Regions from separate parts of the Mus musculus genome. Here region 2 is linked to region 1. A link is a loop called in an ENCODE intact Hi-C map of the cell type or tissue named here. Cell type or tissue: gastrocnemius. All regions are shown on one strand.

Evidence for each region. Hi-C counts contacts between places; a loop is a spot of excess contacts. Peaks named below come from ENCODE experiments on the same cell type or tissue, not always from the same donor. Only the 100,000 strongest peaks of a DNase experiment are listed, where the experiment ranks them.
Region 2: a loop joins it to region 1, with 4 times the contacts of the local background. A loop is called at or near these places in 1 of 42 quality-filtered maps.

The regions. Positions count from the first base shown.
Region 1 is chr2:20,580,203-20,585,202 of GRCm38, forward strand. All of the region lies in intron 3 of Etl4 (enhancer trap locus 4), which reads left to right. Among named protein-coding and RNA genes, the nearest start is that of Gm17171, 250 kb to the left of the region's middle. In gastrocnemius, no CTCF peak of the experiment used is centred here; no DNase peak of the experiment used is centred here; H3K4me3 peaks cover 759 bases; H3K27ac peaks cover 1,738 bases.
Region 2 is chr2:20,639,081-20,644,080 of GRCm38, forward strand. All of the region lies in intron 3 of Etl4 (enhancer trap locus 4), which reads left to right. Among named protein-coding and RNA genes, the nearest start is that of Gm17171, 310 kb to the left of the region's middle. RefSeq lists a cis regulatory region at 2,979-5,000. In gastrocnemius, a CTCF peak has its summit at 3,941; no DNase peak of the experiment used is centred here; H3K4me3 peaks cover 431 bases; H3K27ac peaks cover 3,211 bases.

The DNA of each region.
Region 1 (5,000 bases):
TGAGGAGAAGCAGGGTTTCCATAAGGCCTTTGAGATGGGCTATAATGGAAAAGACCATTCTTAGGACAGCACTGTGTCAAAGGAGAGGCTAACTACTGGCTTCCAGAAAAATCTTCATGTTATTAAATGAATGCAGGTGGGTAGGATTACCCTCACAAGTTGAACACATGGCACTCTTGTGGTTTGTGCTTGCTTACAGGGAGAGGGAGGGACTGTAGTTCGATAAGCAGGAATTTTGAAGTTGCACAGATCTGGTCTTGAATTCACTATGAGCTTGATGACTTAAGAGAAAGCTATTTAATCCCACTGACCTTTGTCTTCGAAAGGTCCAAAAATAGCACCCAGCTTGCAGTGTGGTGTGGATGTGAGAGGATCTGTTCAGAGCATCTGCCAGGTTGCAGACTCACGGTAGACATAGGATAAGTGAAGCTCTCATAGATTTTCTGTCATTCCTCCACTCAGTTGACATGTGAGGACTCTGATCTAGGTGCTGTTAGGTAATGGGGAAGGAAGGTTGAAAGGAGCAAGAGAAGCCTACGATTTAGTGGAGACTGCAAATAAACAGGTTGTTCAGAGAAAGAAGACATTCCGTTATAAAGCAAGAAGCTAGTGACACATGAACAGTGAACAGTCAGACGTGTCCCCTAAGCCACACTGTGGAGTCAGGGAACTTCCAGAGAAAAGACATCTTTACATGGAAGATTGTTTTTACAGACAAGTTCAATAGGTGAGGCATATTGACATCCAAGTACATAGCAAAACATACACAAACACTTGAAAGAGAAGCCATGGATCTCTACTGGAAGTGACAAAAGCCCAAGGGACCTGTATTGTTTAGTTACATCATTGCTGTGATCAAATCTGTGAGCAAACAAAGAAGGAGAGATTTCTTATGGTTTATTGGTTGAACAGGTATAGTCTATACTTGCTTGGTCCTGGCACTTGGGCAGAGTGTGGTGGCAGGAACGTGCAGCAGAGGAGGTTAACTCATTGCATGGCAGACAGGCAGAGACCATTGTTTGTATTGGACTTTCTTTTTTTTAAAAAAACAAAAACCTGTTTATGTCACCAGTCTTTTTCCAATCATATTCAGGATGGGTATTTAGTGAGTCCTCTAGGGAGTCATGCTTACAAGCATAGCCGGAAGTGTGTCTCATCAATTTCCCAGGTGATTCTGAGTCCAGCCATGCAGACAGTGAACATGAACCACTACAGAACTCATGCATAGCTTTAATAGGATGAATTGGTCTTCATAAGTATTTACAAGGCATGGAGAGACGATGAGCAGAAGTACGGGAATGTAGAACAACTTAGACTTTACACTGAGACAAGAATTTTAGAAAAGAACAACATGATCAGTTTCATTTTTAGAAAAGCCACTGGCCTCAGGTAGAGATGGGCTGGAAGTGGGGAATGGGCAGCATGTTGCAGTCATCACTAAGATGAATCACAGAGGCTTCAATTCAGGAAGAAGTCATGAGAAGTACAGAGTAGAGTGAAGTAGGCAGGCCTTCTGTGTGCTAAGAATTCCAGTTTCTGGAATCAATGGCATTTGGTGAGTAGAAAGGGAAAAGAAGTTCTAGATGACTTTCACATGTGGTCCTCAAGGTGGCCAGATAAGAAGGAGATTTGAGAAGGTGAAGTTTTGGGTACTCTGTTTGAGATGCTATATGACATTCACCATCATTAGGGCATTAAACAATATACATTAAGGCTCAGAGAGATGAGAGCAAAAAGATTGGTTTTCTTGTCCTCATAGATTAGTTAAAGCTGAGGGAGGAGATGAGAGAGATGATGGGGGTAGAAGGTGGAGCAGGCCTGGGGCACAGAACAGCCCCTGCACAGTGGCCAAGACCAGTGTGTGTGTGTGTGTGTCTGTGTCTGTGTGTGTCTGTGTGTGTGTCTGTGTGTATGTCTGTGTGTGTATCTGTGTGTCTCTGTGTCTCTCTCTGTGTGTCTCTGTGTGTGTCTATGCATCAGTCTCTGTCTGTCTCTGTGTGTGTGTGTGTCTGTATACATGTGACATAGTGTACATGTTGAAGTTAGAGGATAACTCTTAGAGTCATTCTTTCCTGTCACCTTATGAGATCTGCAGGCCGAAACCAGGTCCTCAGGCACCTCACCACTTTTGATGAGTGACTTTGATCAGCAAGTACATTCATTACTTCGCTTGTTGCTGCAATGAAAGCAACTTAGACAAGAAGGGATTTCTTTTCGTTCAGTCTGGTGGGAAGTCCATTGTGGTGAAGCAAGCATGGAGCAGGGAGGGCATGAGGCTGATGGCCACGCCGCACTAGCAATAAGGGAACAGGGTGTGTAAATGCCATGGGCAGCTCATACTGTCATTCCCATTCTGGGACCCAAGCTCATGGTATGGACCTGCCCACACTTAGAATTTCCATTCATGTGATTTAGAAGACTCCTCATGGACGTGCCAAGGTGTTTGTAGTAGAATCCAAGGTGATTCTAGATCCTGTCAAGTTGACAATTAATATAAACCATCACAGCAAGTTAGGAGAGCCAGAAATAGAGAGCTTTCCATATTCTTATTGGATAATAACACACAAACTGTAATGTAAGTCTTTTACGTGCCTTTCAGAAATGAGGAAAGGGACTTAGTAAGGACAAAGTATTCCGAGAAATTAAGACACCCTGAGAAGAAATGTTTCCCATAACTCAAGCCCAAAGAACACTAAAATTGATGTCAAAGAGCTGAGGGACACACAATGGGACCTTACCCTGGAGAATTTTGAAATTCTTCTCTTGGGACATAGAGTTGAAGACCCAGACATACTTCATGCATCTCTTACTTTCTTATAGTAGAAGAAGAGTTCTGTTGTGCTGATGAAGACATCTATTTTGATTAACACTTTCCTTCAGAGAAAATGCTTTAATTAAAACCACTATGGGTTAGCAGAAAACATGCAGCAATGACAATTAGCATTTAGGATGCTTGCCAGTGTGTCCAGCTCTCAGCCTTGCTAGGGTTTCCTACACAATAGCAGGGAGAACAGGTCCTCTGCATACACCAAGGAACCTTCTGCTGGTATCCTGTTTAAGCACACTTTTTGGAACATATGCTATAATTCCTACATCAAGAAAGGCAACCCAAAAATAATCTAAAATGCATGCAGGAACCACACTCTGTCTTAGAAAAATATACTCATTATTTTTAAATTGCATTGCTATTTGAGACTGTATTTAAAGCAGTTTCTGCAGAGGAAATTGGTTCAGACTTAATGATCTATATCTTATCGAAAGCAAAGAATAGAAATTGAATATCAGGTCCAACACACACTGTAACTTCTTAGCAAGCTAAAGTCAGGCTAGGAGAACCTTCACTACCTGAGGCCCAAATTCCCATCTCTGCCTCAGCTGCCAAGTCCAAGTCTATGGCATCTCAGCATAAAGAGCCTTAAAATCTTGCCAATTTGTACTGAGTGCTTTGATGGTGGGATTGGAGATTAATAAAGAGATTGGACATGGGCTAGTGCTGCATCCATTAGTTCCAATACAGGAAAAAAAATGTTACTTTCGGTTTTTGGTGTTTTTTTTAACGTGTGTGTGTGTGTGTGTGTGTGTGTGTGTGCGTGCTTTGAGTGAGAGTGCGTGCACAGGAGTGCAGATGCTTGAGGAGGCCAAAAGTGTTTGGAGAACCTGAAGCTAGAGCTATAGCCCATTGTAATCTGCTAGGCCTGGGTGCTGAGAACTGAACTCTGCCCCTGGAAGAGCAGTAATGTGCTTCTAACTGCTGAGTCATCTCTCCAGCCCCAGGTGCGATAACTGCTGAGTCATCTCTCCAGCCCCAGGTGCGATAACTGCTGAGTCATCTCTCCAGCCCCAGGTGGGAGCTTCCTCAATTTTAGGTGGCTCAGGATTCCTTAAATGGAGCTTATGCTTCTTAGCACTTTATAGAAAAATCAATGCTCTTCCTGTCATTTTATTTATTTATTTATTTATTTATTTATTTATTTATTTATTTATTTTTGTGGTTAGCAAGAGAAACTTTTATGTTATGTTTTTGAGGACAGTACTTGATTTCAGAAGACTGTGTTCTCATCCCTGAGGTTCACGTTCATCATAATTGATACTGTCGGGCTTTGGGAAGGGCTGTCAATACTCAGTTTAAGGTTTTTATTTTCTCAATATCAAAGAGTTGGAAAAACATGTCATCCTTAAGAAGTAATCCATGTGAGCTGGGGTTTTTTTTTTTTTCATAAATTTCAGTATTTTATCTGAGTAGGTATATTTTTAGTTGAAAATAGCATGTCTGGGAACAGTGTAATATTTTGAATTTGCCAACATTTCATGGACATGTTCTCAAATCTTCAAGTAATACAAACTATCGAACTCATATCTTATAAAACCGAAAACCTCATCTATTTCACTCTCTCTCTTTTAAGGGTCCATGAATTAATTTTCTTTTTAAAATGATTTTTGAGATTATAATATAATTACATCATTTCGTCCTTCCCTTTCTTCCCTCCAAACTCTCCAATGTACCCTTTCTTGCCCTCTTTTAAATTCATAGCCTCATTTCATTAATTATTGCTACATGCATATATGCAATTTTGTGTGTATGTGTGTGTATGTGCTGCTAAAAACATAAATAAAACCTGTATATACATGTTCTTAGGGGTTAACATTTGGTATTGGGTAACAACTTAGTGTCTTCTTCTTAAAGACCGCATTTCTCCTGCTCTCAGTATTTCTTTGTTGTCTGTAGTTCTTTGTGTGGATTGAGGCCTCGTGGGCTTTCCTCTGTCCACCTTAGCATGTCTGTTGGTGTTGGCCTTGTTTAAATCATCTGGTGTAGCCATGTTAGTGAGACTTCACAAAAGTATGTTCTGATAGTCCTAGTAGACAAAATCTTGGTACATTTTCTGTTCCTCTGGCTTTTAACAAATCTCTCTGCCCTCCCCTCCCCTCCCCTCCCCTCCCCTCCCTTCTACAATGATCCCAGAGCTTTAGGTGTGGGAGTTGTTTTGTAAATGTATCCT
Region 2 (5,000 bases), 59 kb after region 1:
CTCTGCCTGCTTCCTTATACAACCCAGGACCTCCTGCCCAGTAATGGCATAGTCCACCATGAGGAGGGTCATTCCACACCAATCATGAATCAAGACAGCACCCCACAGGCTTGCCTACAGGTCAATCTTCCGGAGGTGTTTTCTCAGTTAAGATTCCTGCTTGCCAGACACGTTTGTGTGGAGTTAACAAAAGCCAACCAGCCAGGACGAGAGTCTTCCTATACACAGGGCATGGAGCTCTGTAGAGAGTAAATCTAACTCGGGCCTTTTCTTCCCTTGATGGTGACTTTATAAATTGAGATTCCTGCAGCCCTAAAGCATTTTAGGAGACGATCAATAATGCAAAGCTAAAGTCTGCCACAAAGATTTCATCCAGCTCTTCAATACCCAAACAACTCTGGGACCAGAGAGATGCCTGAGGCACATTAAGCTCAGGTTTCTGACTCTTTTCCCAGTGGTCTGTGGATCCCAGTGCCTTACCTGTCCCACAGCCCCATTTGAACAATATGGAATATTGTATGAGAAGCATAACAAGAGTTTGCACAGCAAACCTGGGGTGAAGACTGACTTTCAGCCAGTTGCCCCTGTCTGACATACTAATACTTCTGTATGAATGGCTTGCTAAGCATCTGCAAGGCTCTAGAGTTTGGACCTGTTTCCTAAGAGAAGAAAGGAGAAGTCAAAATACCTTCCCTCCCTATTACGAGGCCACTGTAACTAGGCCTCCAGTATGAGAGGGAGTTTCTGAAGCAATGCCTTCTGGGACAATGGCTGGACCACTGTCAGCTGCCATCCCTTCTGCAATGCTTGCTTCCTGAGAAATAGCAGCTATTCAGCCAAAGCTGGAATGTATTCCAAAGCCTTTGAAGTAATAAAAGGGATTTGGAAGCTCTTCCCCATTTCTGCCCCCTTCAGGGGTTCTGCGTATTTTTATTTAAGCTTCACATTCTGTGAGAGGAGGGGTTTGGTGAAAATTGAAGAGCAGCCCTGCCAAACAGAAATTCCATCACATGGGCATTTCTGTCCTTTTGAGGAGGTACAAGAGTGACTGAGACAGTAAAAGACAGGGTGCTGGGCATAGATCAGAACACTCGTGGAGTGTTGATTGGGGGTGGGGGGGTCCTGGGAATGTCGGGCTGGGTACAGGTCTCTGAAATGTGTAGTCAAGTTCCTAGGTCACATGTCTGAAATTCAAGACACACTAGGTAGCTAATTATTAAGAAATAGGCCTCCAGATCAAGCAGGCTACACTAACCAGGAGTTGTGAGGCCTATGCCCCTTTCCAGCTCTGCAGTCATTCATTCTGTAAGTGACAAGGCATCCATCAGGAGATATGCCCTGCCTTTATCATGCTCACAGGGTAAAGAATGGGCATTTGGAGAGGGAGGCAGGGAGGAAACAAACTACTCATGACATCAATTATGTCACCTGTCATCTCTGTGTCACTGTAACTAAATGCCCAAGACAGGCTACTTTGTGAAGAGAGAAGGTTGATTTAGCTTGGTTTGGAGGATCAAGGGAATGGTAAGTGCTGGGTAGAACTCAGACCAGATGGTGATAATAAGTCTGAACATAGACAAAATTGGTAGAGCCAAACAGACTTTCATAACAATTGCCATGAGAGAACCCCTGAGATATCCCTTGGAGGCACCTCCCTAAGAGCCCACTATATGCCCATGAGGTACTACCTCCTCATTGGTACTACCCTAAAGACTAAGTTCTCAATTATAATGAGTCCTCCACAGACAACCACACCCTAGCCACAGTCTGTATTTGTGGTAGGTAATGTTTGAGCTGAACAGCAAGGCTACCACTGGGTAAGACATTTCTTTGGGGTAAGTTCCAGGAATAGTTGATCCCTTTGCAGAGGTGACCTGAGCAGGTTCCTCCCAGACACTGTATTAAACACTGGGTAGGAACACAGCCACCTCTACTCTTTTCTGTCCCTCCACTGTTAATTGGACCATGGAAAGAAGCCCTATGATAGTCAGTGTACTGGCTCATCATAACACTGTCTTCTCCTTTGTCCGAGAATCTTAGCTGTTTCAATTCTCCTCTTCCTCCTCCTTCTCCTCTTCCTTCTCCTCACCCTCCTCCTCTCCCACCTCCTCTTTCTCCTTTTCCTCCTCCTCCTCTTCTTTAAAAATTGTTTTTAAAATTAGTTTATTTTTATTTTATGTGCATGGGTATTTTGCCTGCATGTGTGAGGGTGTCAGATCCTCTGTAACTAGAGTTACAGACAGTTGTGAGCTGCCATGTCGGTCCTGGGACTTGAACATGGGTCCTGGAAGAACAGCCAGTGCTTGACTACTGAGCCATCTCCCCAGCCCCTTCAATTCTCTTTTAAATATAGTCTGATTCTTCCAGGTAGAGAAAGTGGATATTGTGAAACAGTATTGGAAGTGCGTGGCAGGTGAATATTACGACACTGAGACAATTCTCTTAGCCTGTCCATGAGAACAGTGGTCATGTATATGTGTAGTGGGCATCATGAAAACTAGTTTACCATTAGCTTATGTTCTGTATATTTACTTTACAGTGTAATCTTTTTCCCTCTCCAAGGTATAGCAAAGTTATAGAAATCATTGTATTACCCTTCAAACACACTGCTTTGGAAGCCAGCATTTAGGACAGATTTTTTTTTCCCTAGGGCAATGAAATGCAGGCTGTGCGTGCGCGCGCGCACACACACACACACACACACACACACACACACAACAAATACACAACACACACACACACCCCTATATCTCCTCACCTCACAAAGGAAAGCCATGACAAACCAAAGTATCAGCGAGTTTTTATTGGGATTACTAAAGGGACTAGGGTGAGGGGTTGCTTACAAGAGCAGGGATGACTCAAAAGCAGCTGCATCCCGGAAAGCCGTCCCTGGCACTGGGGAGGACTCAGGCAAGATGCAGCCCTGGGGTTCTCAGCACAGCTTGCAGACAAGAGATTGTTGTCCAAGAGATCACCTACGCCTATAAAGCTCAGGAAGGGCCTTCAAGAACCTTCAGGTTCCATCTCTGTCAGACTATGACCTTTCATTTACCCCACAGTCTCATGAGTCTCCTCTTGCAATCCTGTGGAAGCTGCCATGCGGCAGGTGTATATAGGATTCATTTGTTTTGGCCTGGTTCTGAGGATCTGTAGCCCCTCCCCACCTCCACCCCACCCCCACTCTCTTTTAAAACAGGCGCTAAGACAGGTATGAATGACTCTTGTGGTTTGCTGAGCTGTGTGCTGTGCTTTGATGTTTTAATATGTGATCTCACCTCATACAACATGCAGTAACATAAACTTCTGGCCTCGCTGTGTCTTCTGGTGTGGAAGCCACATTCAGGAGTACTTAGTGTTGATACCAAAGCTCAAGCTTAGTTCTGTCTCTTTCTGAATAGTTTCAACCACTGTCCCATGTTCACTGGAGGTTATATCCCTTCCTGGGATTTCTCAGGAAAGGAAAACTTCTTAGGACTACAGTTTATAGGAGCATATGCTCTGAACCCTTAATTTTGTCAGAAGCTACTCCGGCCCCCAATTGCCCTTTAGAGCAGAACAACACTGTTACATCAGTTATAAGTTTTAGTCTGACTTCTTGAATGTCACAGAGAAATGATTTTGTTCTACTTTCACTGTTTTAAACATGTACAGTAATTTTATTTTATAATTGGATTCCTCAATGCAATACTTTTTTTAAAAAAAAATCAAAGAACCTGAAATGGCTTTGATGACTCATTGATGGCCTGTGTATCTTCTGGGTAGAGTGGTTTCCCAACGTTTGCTTGTTTTATGCTCTTTTGTTTTGTGTCACGGTGACAAAACCGACTTAGCCGTGGCAACTCTGAGAAATGGATTAGACTTGCAGAAATCCTCGCTCCATTCTGTCATCAGTGTTCATTTCACAAGTGGTCAGCTGACTACAGTGTCCTCACAGAGCGGTCAGAGGCAGCCAGGGGCAGTGCTAGTGAGGGACGCTGAGCATATTGGAAAGGATGAAGATTGACGCAGAGCCACCAGTGGAAAGGGTGTCGTGTTTCCTCCAAAGTCTGGGGTGTCAGCTGTGCCCTTCCATCATCCTGGGATACTGTTGAACTTGCTCAGGACATGCCCTCATGGTGTGATGGTCCATACTCAGTGAGAGAAAGCAATAGCAAGCAATGGAATGGAGAAAAAGTTACACAATTGGTTCTTATCTTAATACCTTCCCCACCTTCAGAGCTCCCAGCAAGTGAACCCTCATTTTCTCTTTCTACTTGAAATCTGTAGCTATTACTATCATAATCAATGCTAATGATTTTTTTGAGGGGAATGTAGAAACAGTCAGAAAAGCAAGTACAATAATTTAATGGCAATCCTATGGGATTTAAAAATCAGTGTCTTTTTTAAAATTATGAGAGTAACTGTGTAATCTATAAGAGTAAAGATATGAATTGGTACAGTCCCACAGCCCACACAGGAACCCCCTATTAGCATTTGGTATATCCTTTTGCTCTTTTTGAATAGGCATATAGATTCAAAACCAAAAGCATGTGTCTTTGTTGGCATCTGTTTCCTCTGGCCCCCATATGAACATACCACATTTTGGGAGGACACTACGCAGGCTCCCTTGGGTTGCGGCTAGTTATTTCACTGTAAACAGATTGGCTGAGTTTTGAGACGTTTTATATTTAACATGTTACTAAAGCATATTTCAACAATATAATCTGATTAAAAGAATTATCTATTTTAATTCTATGTGTATGGGTATTTCACCTGCACGTATCTGTCACAAGCGTGCAGTGACTGAGGAAGCCAGAAGGGGATGTCAGATCCCCCGGGACTGAAGTTATAGACAGTTGTTAGTTGCCCTCTAGATGCTAGAAGAGCCGTCAGTGCTTTTAACTGCTGGACCATCTCCCCAGACCATTGGCAATACGTTTCTTTTAAGAACTGTTTTTATTTTTTATTCTTGTAATTGTATGTATGAATGCCATTTGTATGTGCTTGCCCACAAAGGCCAG